Regions from separate parts of the Homo sapiens genome. Here region 1 is linked to region 2. The links are chromatin loops, found by intact Hi-C in ENCODE. Cell type or tissue: PC-3. All regions are shown on one strand. Links, peaks and the distances in the headings refer to the core of each region. The heading gives the core; the rest is flanking DNA.

Region 1 (4,401 bases), core at 222-4,221, 65 kb before region 2:
TTTCCTGTTGACCAGTTTGTCTCATGTGCTGCCTTAGGATATTATTCATCTCAGGAAAGTTTTCTACTATTAGTTCATGATGCTTGCTCTGTTCAATTTGTTCTCTCCTCTTTACCAATCTTCTGTAGGCTGAACTTCTGTTCTTTGCCTTTTGTTTCTATCCTCTTCTTTTTGTTAATTTCTTCTATTTGTTATTATGTTATGAATTCTGGGAGAATTGTTGAAAATATCTTCGAAGTTATTGGTTACATCTCTAAAGAGATGATTCTTATCAATAACTGCTTCCAACGCAGACTTTAATTTCCTAATTACATTTTTAAATCCTTTACAATGTAAATTTTTCTTGCCAATTCACTTTGTACTTACAACTATGTAGAAAACCACTTTTGACTTTTTTAATGTCACCTTTCTTCCCCTACTTCAGGGATTCTGATGTTGTTTTGAAGTTGAGTGCATAATTAAGATGTAATTACCTTCCCTCTAGTAAATCTTTTCCGACTGAATAATATGTGGATGGAAAAACAATTAAATATGACAAAAACAAATGTAATGAAAAGCAAATCTCCCTTTTACCGCCAAATATGCAACCATTTTTGGTAATAAAACATTGTTAATAGTTACCTATTTCCTTTCAGAAACATTTTATTTATACTTAAGCATGTAAATGTATATTCATCTGTGCTGTTTTTAATATAAATCATATCATAGCAGCCTTGATTTTTTAAAAATATCTCGAAGATAATTTTATAGCAGCATATAATATTCTATACATTCTACTAACAACATAGAATTCTGCTAAATGAATTCACAATAATACATTTTTCTACTACCTCATCATAGACACTTAAGTTGTTACAAGTACTTAACCATTGGGAATTTTTGAAAAGCATGGTGTTCTTTTATTCTTTAGTTATGTTTAAGGGTGAGTGGGTGGGTTGTAGACATTTGTTTTTTGTTTTCTATGTTTCTTCCATTTACTTTTCTTTTTAATCTTGTCTGAGTATCATCTTTGAATAACAGGAGATATATCCAGACGTTGTGCTGACCTTACAATGGAATGACTTAATTATCCTTGTTTCCTCTCATCCCATCCACATTTTTACAGTTGGTGTCTTCCTTCCAAACAAAACTGAGATGCTGATCGCCTTTATAGACAACCGATAAAGTCTGAAGAAATTCAAAATGTTAACAATATTTATCTATGAGTAACTGAATCAAGGGAGATTTTCACTTTTATGCTGATGCCTTTTATATTGCTTAAATCCTGTAACTGAAAAGGTTTTAATGTCTAAGAAAAAAATGCAATAGAAATTTAAAATATAGCATTACCAGTTTAACAAGCCAAAATATGGGAGTAGTAGGCCACTAAAGTTGAAAGTTATTCAAAAGAGGAACTTCATCTCTATGCCATTTTTCTAAGTGTGTTGAAGCCATTCCACTGGTGGCAAACTTTCACTTGGTCCTGGCCCCATAACAGGAAGAGCAGACACCTTTATATGTCAGCCCATAAAAGTTCTCCCTTATTCGCTGCTAACAAAACCCCAATTTTATTTGGGCAGTAAATTAAGCCACAATGAAAAGATTTAATAGGTAAAAGCTCAGCAAAAGATTTGAGCTGGGTCCAAAGATCAGCAACAACAGAAAACTAAAACCTACTCCAGGTCTGAAAGAAAAGAGAGATAAGCAGTTATTCAATCTATGGCAGAGTTATAACTACAGGAAAAGGCCTCCTAGCAGGAGCTGTGGCCTTTGGTAGAGAGAGAATGATATTACCAAACCCAAAGAGGGGTGGAGTCATGGAAGCAGGTTCACCCAATAGGAGTGGCAGCCAAGAGTAACAAACTGTGGCAATGCAGGAAGGACAGAAGATAGGGGAAACAAATACTCTCAACCATTCTATTCTCCTGCTTTCAGATTTCCTACCATTTCTTCTGGTACCAAGACTCAATGAGAAGCCAGATGGAAAGGGAGTTCAGGTGATCTATGCTACAGAGGTCAGCTCCCTGAGGTACGAAGCAGGTTGAGAAGGACAGGGAGACATACATTTTCAATGCCCTGTCTCACATCCTCTTTGCTCAGCATTTTGTTCTGACTATTGCTTTAGCAACCAGCTGAAGCAATAGAACCTTAACTTAGCTGCACAAATGTTTCTTGTGCTTCAGGAATTCTTTGTCTCCACAGCATGAGATACCTACACAAGACTAGCCTGCTTACTCATTCTGCATCATACTCTGACTGTACATCCAAGGAAGTTAGCAGCCCCAAGGGCAAGACTTGACCAACTGGAGTTGGAAGCAAGTAGATAAATATACCCTTTTCCATGTCTTGAGTAAACAAGTCTGAGGAAGGATCTATACCATTCTTCAGAGGGTTTTCAACAAAATTGAACCCCAGTTGCCCATAGTAATAACTAACATTCAGTCTTAATAACTCGACTCTTGGATTATCTTTACATTTTCTCCATTTCACTAGTCCTAGTACTCAAGTTTTAATTTGTATCAAATAGAGAAGAGGCTTCCAATACCGGCCATTGAACCCCAAGACAGAATGCCGTAGCTTTGCCCGAAGCAAAATAACACACTACCAACATCACCGTTGAATCCTCTGACTCCTGTTCCCTGAGATCACTCCCTCAAATAAGCTATCTATCTGCATCCATCCCTTTTCTCTGGCTCTTCTTTTTGGGGAGACCCATGATAAAATAGGCAGAGAATGGGTAGCTCTAGAGTAGTAAAAAGAAAGTAACCAATCCAGGTGTCCATCCTTCTCCCAAGCAATGCAAGAGTAAATAACTCCATTCCAAAATTCAGGTGTAAACTAGGCATGGTGGTGAAGACCTGTAATCCCAATTACTTTGGAGGCTTAGGCAAGAGGATTGCAGGAGCCCAGGAGTTCAACACCAGCCCAGGGAACACAGAGAGATCCCATCTCAAAAATGTAAATTTTTAAATCTAGATACAGATTCTTATTAATCTACAGTAATGGTTTAGTAATGGTTGTGTGACCAGTTTTGGCCAATGTTAAAAGATAAAAGTATGCTGTCATGCTTTACAGCATAAGAGCAACTATAGCACAAGGGCAGTTATAAACATGTAGTCTAAAATGTGAAGCCATCTCTGCAAAAAAATAAAATAAAATAACTCCAAGGCTTTATGTAAAAATACACACCACCAATCCAATATTATAGTCTACCAAACCCAAACTGCTGGTGCCGCAGTCACAGATAAAAGCACCTTGAGAAAGGGAGAAAAGAGAAAGTGAAGCTTGTGGTTGCCACAAATGTCTAGCCAGAGTCCAAGGGATGGGAAAATCTTAGCATTGTTTCTCAAATATGTAATTTGTTTCTCCCTTGGTTTAGAGGATGTGCACAGCCAGCTCTGACTCCACAGGATCAAGTTAATGATGTAAAGCAGAGGTAAGCAAACTTGTTCTAGAAAGGGACAGATACTAAATATTTTAGGCTTTAAAGTCCATATAGTCTCTTACAAAAGCAGACACAGAAAACACATAAACAAATGGGCATGACTATGCCCCGGTAAAACTTTATTTACAAAACAAGTGGTAGACCTGATGTGGCCTGCAAGGTGTAGTTTGCTGACCCTGGTGTAAACCAAGAAGCCTTTTGCTGCCACTTCACAAAGAATCCAATTGCACCACAGTTAATAATCTCTTCAAAATGTGAACAATTTCATTAATGGATAAAATATTCAACTATCCAGTAGCTGTCCTCAAAAATTTTTTCGCTCACTTAAGAATATTAGCTTTGTTATTTCCAGAAAAAAATCAGATCACCAAATTACTGTCAAATGATCATATCTTTAATATTTTTCATCTCACAAATCAGTTTGTATCTCACTCTGAAACTTCCACACCCCCAAAAATGAAACTGAAAAGCCAAGACCTGAAAACCTATTGTGAAAGTCCATCAGTTTAAAAAAGAACACTAAGTAGAACTAAAGAAAATCTATTTGTTCAAATACAATCACATAACTAAACCAAAAAGTAGCCTCCTGGAGATAACCTTATGTTAAAAGAGTTTCATGTTTTCTTGAGAGCCTTTCATGCTAAAATTTCTAAAAGCCCACTGGTTGCACACAGTGGCAAAATGCTACAGTGATTTAACAACCCCAGGCAAAATTAAATAACAAAGCTAAGATATGATGGAGTACATTTCTTATCCAGTCGTAAAGTAATCTGCAATTTCACAAGTTAGAATTTGGTCAGGACCCAGATGTTAATTTCAGTACCAGGCAGAGTGTACTCAAGGTTTAACTTATATCAAACAGAGACGAGGTTTCCAGGACCAGCCATTGAACCCCATGTTGGAATGCAGTAGCTTTTCCTAAAGCAAAATAGCACACTACCAACATCATTGTTCAGCAGCACCATAGGTATCTCTGT
Region 2 (4,401 bases), core at 112-4,111:
TTATTTGCCACCACCCGTCAAGATGCACAGGAGAAAGGGGATCCATACCAGATAATTTTTCCTGCATTCCTTTCTCTAGAAGCCAAACAAGGTATCCTTCAGACAAAGAAAGCACTGACCATGCACAGAGTCCTTTGCCTCTTTGGGATTAGTCACAGCCTCAAAAGTGACCAGCTATCGTGTCAATCCATGCTCCTAGCTCCCCATAAACTTCCTCATGCCTCATGCTAGAGAAGACACCTAGAATGTTTTCATGTTGATTTTAAAAGTAATACATTTACATTTTAGAAAAGCTAGACATACAGAACATTTTTAAGAAGAAAATAGTCAGAATACATTTTCCATTCTATTCAATGAATTCTTTTCAAAGAGTTCTCCACGCCCTATATTTGGTAGAAGTCCTCAGTATGTATTATGCATAGAGAAAAAGGAACAATTTTACCTTAAGTTTATACCTTATATGCCTGGAATAAATGATGGCCACTAATATTTTTATATTTTTCATTTTGTTTAACACGTACTTTTGGGTTCACTCTAACATATTTTAAACCCTGAATGCCAAGGTCATACAAAATAGCCAATTTTATAAATTATTTTTCTTTATAAAAATTAAGCTTCACCTATTGATACCTTTGGAGAATGTCTCAGTCAGTTCAGGCTGCTATGCCAAAGTACCATATGCTGGGTGGCTTATGAACAATACAAATTTATTTCTTATATTTCTGGAGGGTACCGGTCCAGGATTAGGGTGCCAGCATGATTGGGTACTGGTGAGGGTCACCTTCCAAGGTGCAGACTGCTGTCTTTAATTGTATGGCAGAAAGAGGGTGAGAGAGCTCTCTAGAGTCTCTTTATTACCTAATTACCCCCAAAGTTTCTGCCTCCTAATACCTTCACATTAGGAGTTAAGATTTCAGCCTATAAATTTGGAGGGGGAGGGTACATAAACATTCAGTCCATCGCAGAGAATATTGCAGTGCTAGGAAATTGCTGCTTTCCTTTTAATCTGCTTTTAGATGAACTCGTCTCTACAAATGTTATTCCTATCTCATGTTTTATCTGCCAAATTCCAAAACCCTTCCAACTCTCTTCCATAGATTCTACTTCTCAGCCTGCCGTTTTTATTTTGTGTAAACATTATGTTTAACAATCATGACTTGCATAATACAATCATAAGTAAAATTTATTTCTATATCTTAAAATCCACTCTAATAGGCTAGATCTTTCTTGATATCCTTGATGTTTCTGGTACTTCTAGGGTAATAAAAATACCCATAATTCATTCAAGTCTCATGACAGTCTCAGTAATTATTTAGTCCTGTGCAATGGTCAAAATTCAGTCTTGCATTAAATTTAGAACAGATAACTCCTTTCAAACTTTTGTATCGTGATTTTGTATCTCACTTTGAAATATGTTATCAATTTTCTCAGCACTTCAACTAAAGCTTCCATGACAACATCCTTTTCAAATGTTTCCCTTCCTCTTCTTATGCCCATAACCTTTAGAGGGTCCACTAGAATTCCCCAATGTTAGTCATTAGTATAATTTATAGCACCTGCTCTCTCTGTCAAGTGAAAAACCAAATCAGAAAAACATTGACTTAGTATTTACCTTCTACTTACCACAAAGAATCATCTACTTTCTCCAAATGGTGTCAACAAAGAGCCTAAATTCCATCTGAAGGGTCCTCGTTGAAACCCAGGGAAGACAATTTTGTTTCAATGAAGCTCCATCAACTTTCCTTTTAGATTACCAAGGAGGACCTGCCCACTTGCCTTCTGATTCCTCATCCCTCAGTATTCCTGACCTACTACTCTGTAAATTACTCCCACCAGGTCAGACATCCCATCCTAATTTCTCAACACTCCTCTCCCAACCCTAATACCCCCTCTGTTAATGTATCCCCCTGCCATGCTGCCAACACACTGCTTTATCCATCATACTTGTCCTTATCAATCCCATGGTGCCAAAACCCACTACTCTTCTATAAATGAAATCTCATCCTAATCTGCATCCTAATGTGTGAAAACTCTTCTCTACCCCAATTTTTTGTTCACATAGTAACATACATTAAACTATGCATTCACATCATTTATTCCTTATTGGCCTAATAAAGTTTCCCTTCCTCTGCCCCTTTTGACTCAGAGACTAGTGAGTGAGAGCCAAGCATCTCTGTCCTTCTCCATGGCTTAATTGGATGACTAGTGCACCCATTCCACATAGAACAATTACAGGTCACTCATGTCATACCCATGCTCTGAGTCACAGCTGCCCATGTGTTATTTATCCTATATCCACAGAATCTAGTCTCTGTCTTCATGAAGCCCAATCTTAAGTTGCTTTTTCTTTTTTTTTTTTTTTGAGACCGAGTCACTAGTCTAGTGTCGCCCAGGCTGGAGTGCAGTGGCATGATCTTGGCTCACTGCAACCTCTGCCTCCCAGATTCAAGCAATTCTCCTGCCTCAGCTTCCTGAGTAGCTGGGACTACAGGTGCCCGCCCCATGCCCAGCTAATTTTCGTTTTTTTTTGTTTTTTTTTTTTTGTAGTAGAGACGAGGTTTCACTATGGTGGCCAGGCTGGTTTCAAACTCCTGACCTTGTGATCCACCCACCTCAGCCTCCCAAAGTGCCGGGATTACAGGCGTGAGCCACCGCACCGACCAAGTTGCTTGTCTTCTAAATGTAAGCTTATCTTCTAAATTTTCTCCACTGCTTCTCAAAGCCAGAGATATGGGAATTATCCTGATGATCAGGAAGATCTCATTCATCATCTATCCTAGCACACCATTATCATTTTTGTTCTGCTAAAACACAATTCTTTTTACATAACCCTTTGGTCAACTGCCTTTAATGGCTTCCCTTACCTACAAGAATAGATGCCAGTTCAGATTTGAGCTCCTTCGCTGTAGAGATTTAGCCCTACTGTACCAAAGATAGGGTTGCCAGGCTTAGCAAATAAAAACAGAGGACTTTATCTGGCAACCTTGATTGAAGAGTAACCAACTGCAACAGTAAAATCATACTGCTTCCAAACCATACAAATGCCATAATTACTATTCAAAATCCTAAACAATCAGTACAGCAAGGATACTGAACAATCAGGGTGGATGAAGATGGTCAACAAGTGAGAGGCTGAACCAATGCATCCTCATAACATCGCAGCTATGAGTACATCCCAACTCATACTACCTTCCACAAAAGGAATGCCCATTATCCTCTCCTTTATCCCTTCAGATATTTCCCATCTTCCAAAGACTTCTTAATTTTAATTTTCTCTATAAAAACCTTTCTTAAATAACTAAATTAGGGTGTTTGGAATTGAAGATCAAGTTTATAGTTCCTTTAACTGAATTTCTCTAGCTAGTACTGCCTATGCAACTTACCTTGCAAGATGCTGCCGATTAGAAGACAAATCTCCATGGGTCTTTTGCATTTCTCCATGTCTTTTGAGTAGAACTATTGACTGCCCTTTGTTCAAGGCTGTCTTTTCAAGGATGTTTACACAGCAAACAGCCCTGGAAGATATAGTGTCTCTTTCCAGGCCAAAGGGCAGGCATGCTTACGGCCTATTACAAAAAATTCAGGTTCCCTACACATGGTGTTCTCTTCTGTAGCAAAATCCAGAAAGTGAGCTGGCATTTATCTGGCCTCCTGCATCACTTCTGGGGAACTCAGAGGAAAGGGGAAGTGACTTAAATATGCTAACACTCATTTAGCGTGCTGTTCTGTAAGTAAGAAAATCTGAGCTGTCTTGTGTCTTCTGCCAGGGTATGAGAAACTGTGACAAGCCTACTTGTAAGTTTACAAATAAGGTAAAATATAAAACCCTTCACAGTTCTTGACACTGCCATGCTACTTCAATGTTTCAAACATGTAAATCTAATAGCCCCAACTAGATTATGCTTCATTAATCCTACAATTCATTCAGTGCCTAGTTTTGCAGAGTGACAGTTCTATAAAAATCTCATTGAATAATACTTCAACATATTTTGAGAAACAAAACAGAAAGGAAAGAGGTTATCTCTCATGTTTATGAAACCCTATGATCAAGGAAAGGCTTCTTGAGAAATTGGGTAATGTCTGAAAGTTAAGAATAAGGCTAAACTCAGAGGGCTAGAGAAAGATCCAAAATGAAACAATCACTGAGAACCCATCTCTAGATCTGATTTCTGAATCTGTGCTGCACACTGATACTGCCTAATCTGAAAGCAGCCTGCATCATTATCATCCTCACCACCTCCAACAAATTACTTACTTCTCTAGTGTGCCTACTTGGTCTTAAGAAGGATGTAACTGTCATGGTGACAGCACAGTTGAACTTCAGGAATTAGAAAAGCAGCAACACAGAGCTTCTCTAAGCCTTGAACTGAGGCAGGTGGGCCACAGTTAACAGTCATCCGG

The links. A loop is a pair of places that touch in the nucleus more often than their neighbours do. Peaks named below come from ENCODE experiments on the same cell type or tissue, not always from the same donor. Only the 100,000 strongest peaks of a DNase experiment are listed, where the experiment ranks them.
Region 1: a loop joins it to region 2, with 2.5 times the contacts of the local background. A loop is called at or near these places in 1 of 110 quality-filtered maps.

Annotation. Positions count from the first base shown.
Region 1 is chr7:11,317,483-11,321,883 of GRCh38, reverse strand. No RefSeq gene overlaps it. Among named protein-coding and RNA genes, the nearest start is that of PHF14, 350 kb to the right of the region's middle. In PC-3, for the core only: no CTCF peak of the experiment used is centred there; a DNase peak (open chromatin) is centred at 2,213; H3K27ac peaks cover 429 bases.
Region 2 is chr7:11,252,208-11,256,608 of GRCh38, reverse strand. No RefSeq gene overlaps it. Among named protein-coding and RNA genes, the nearest start is that of PHF14, 280 kb to the right of the region's middle. In PC-3, for the core only: no CTCF peak of the experiment used is centred there; a DNase peak (open chromatin) is centred at 2,218.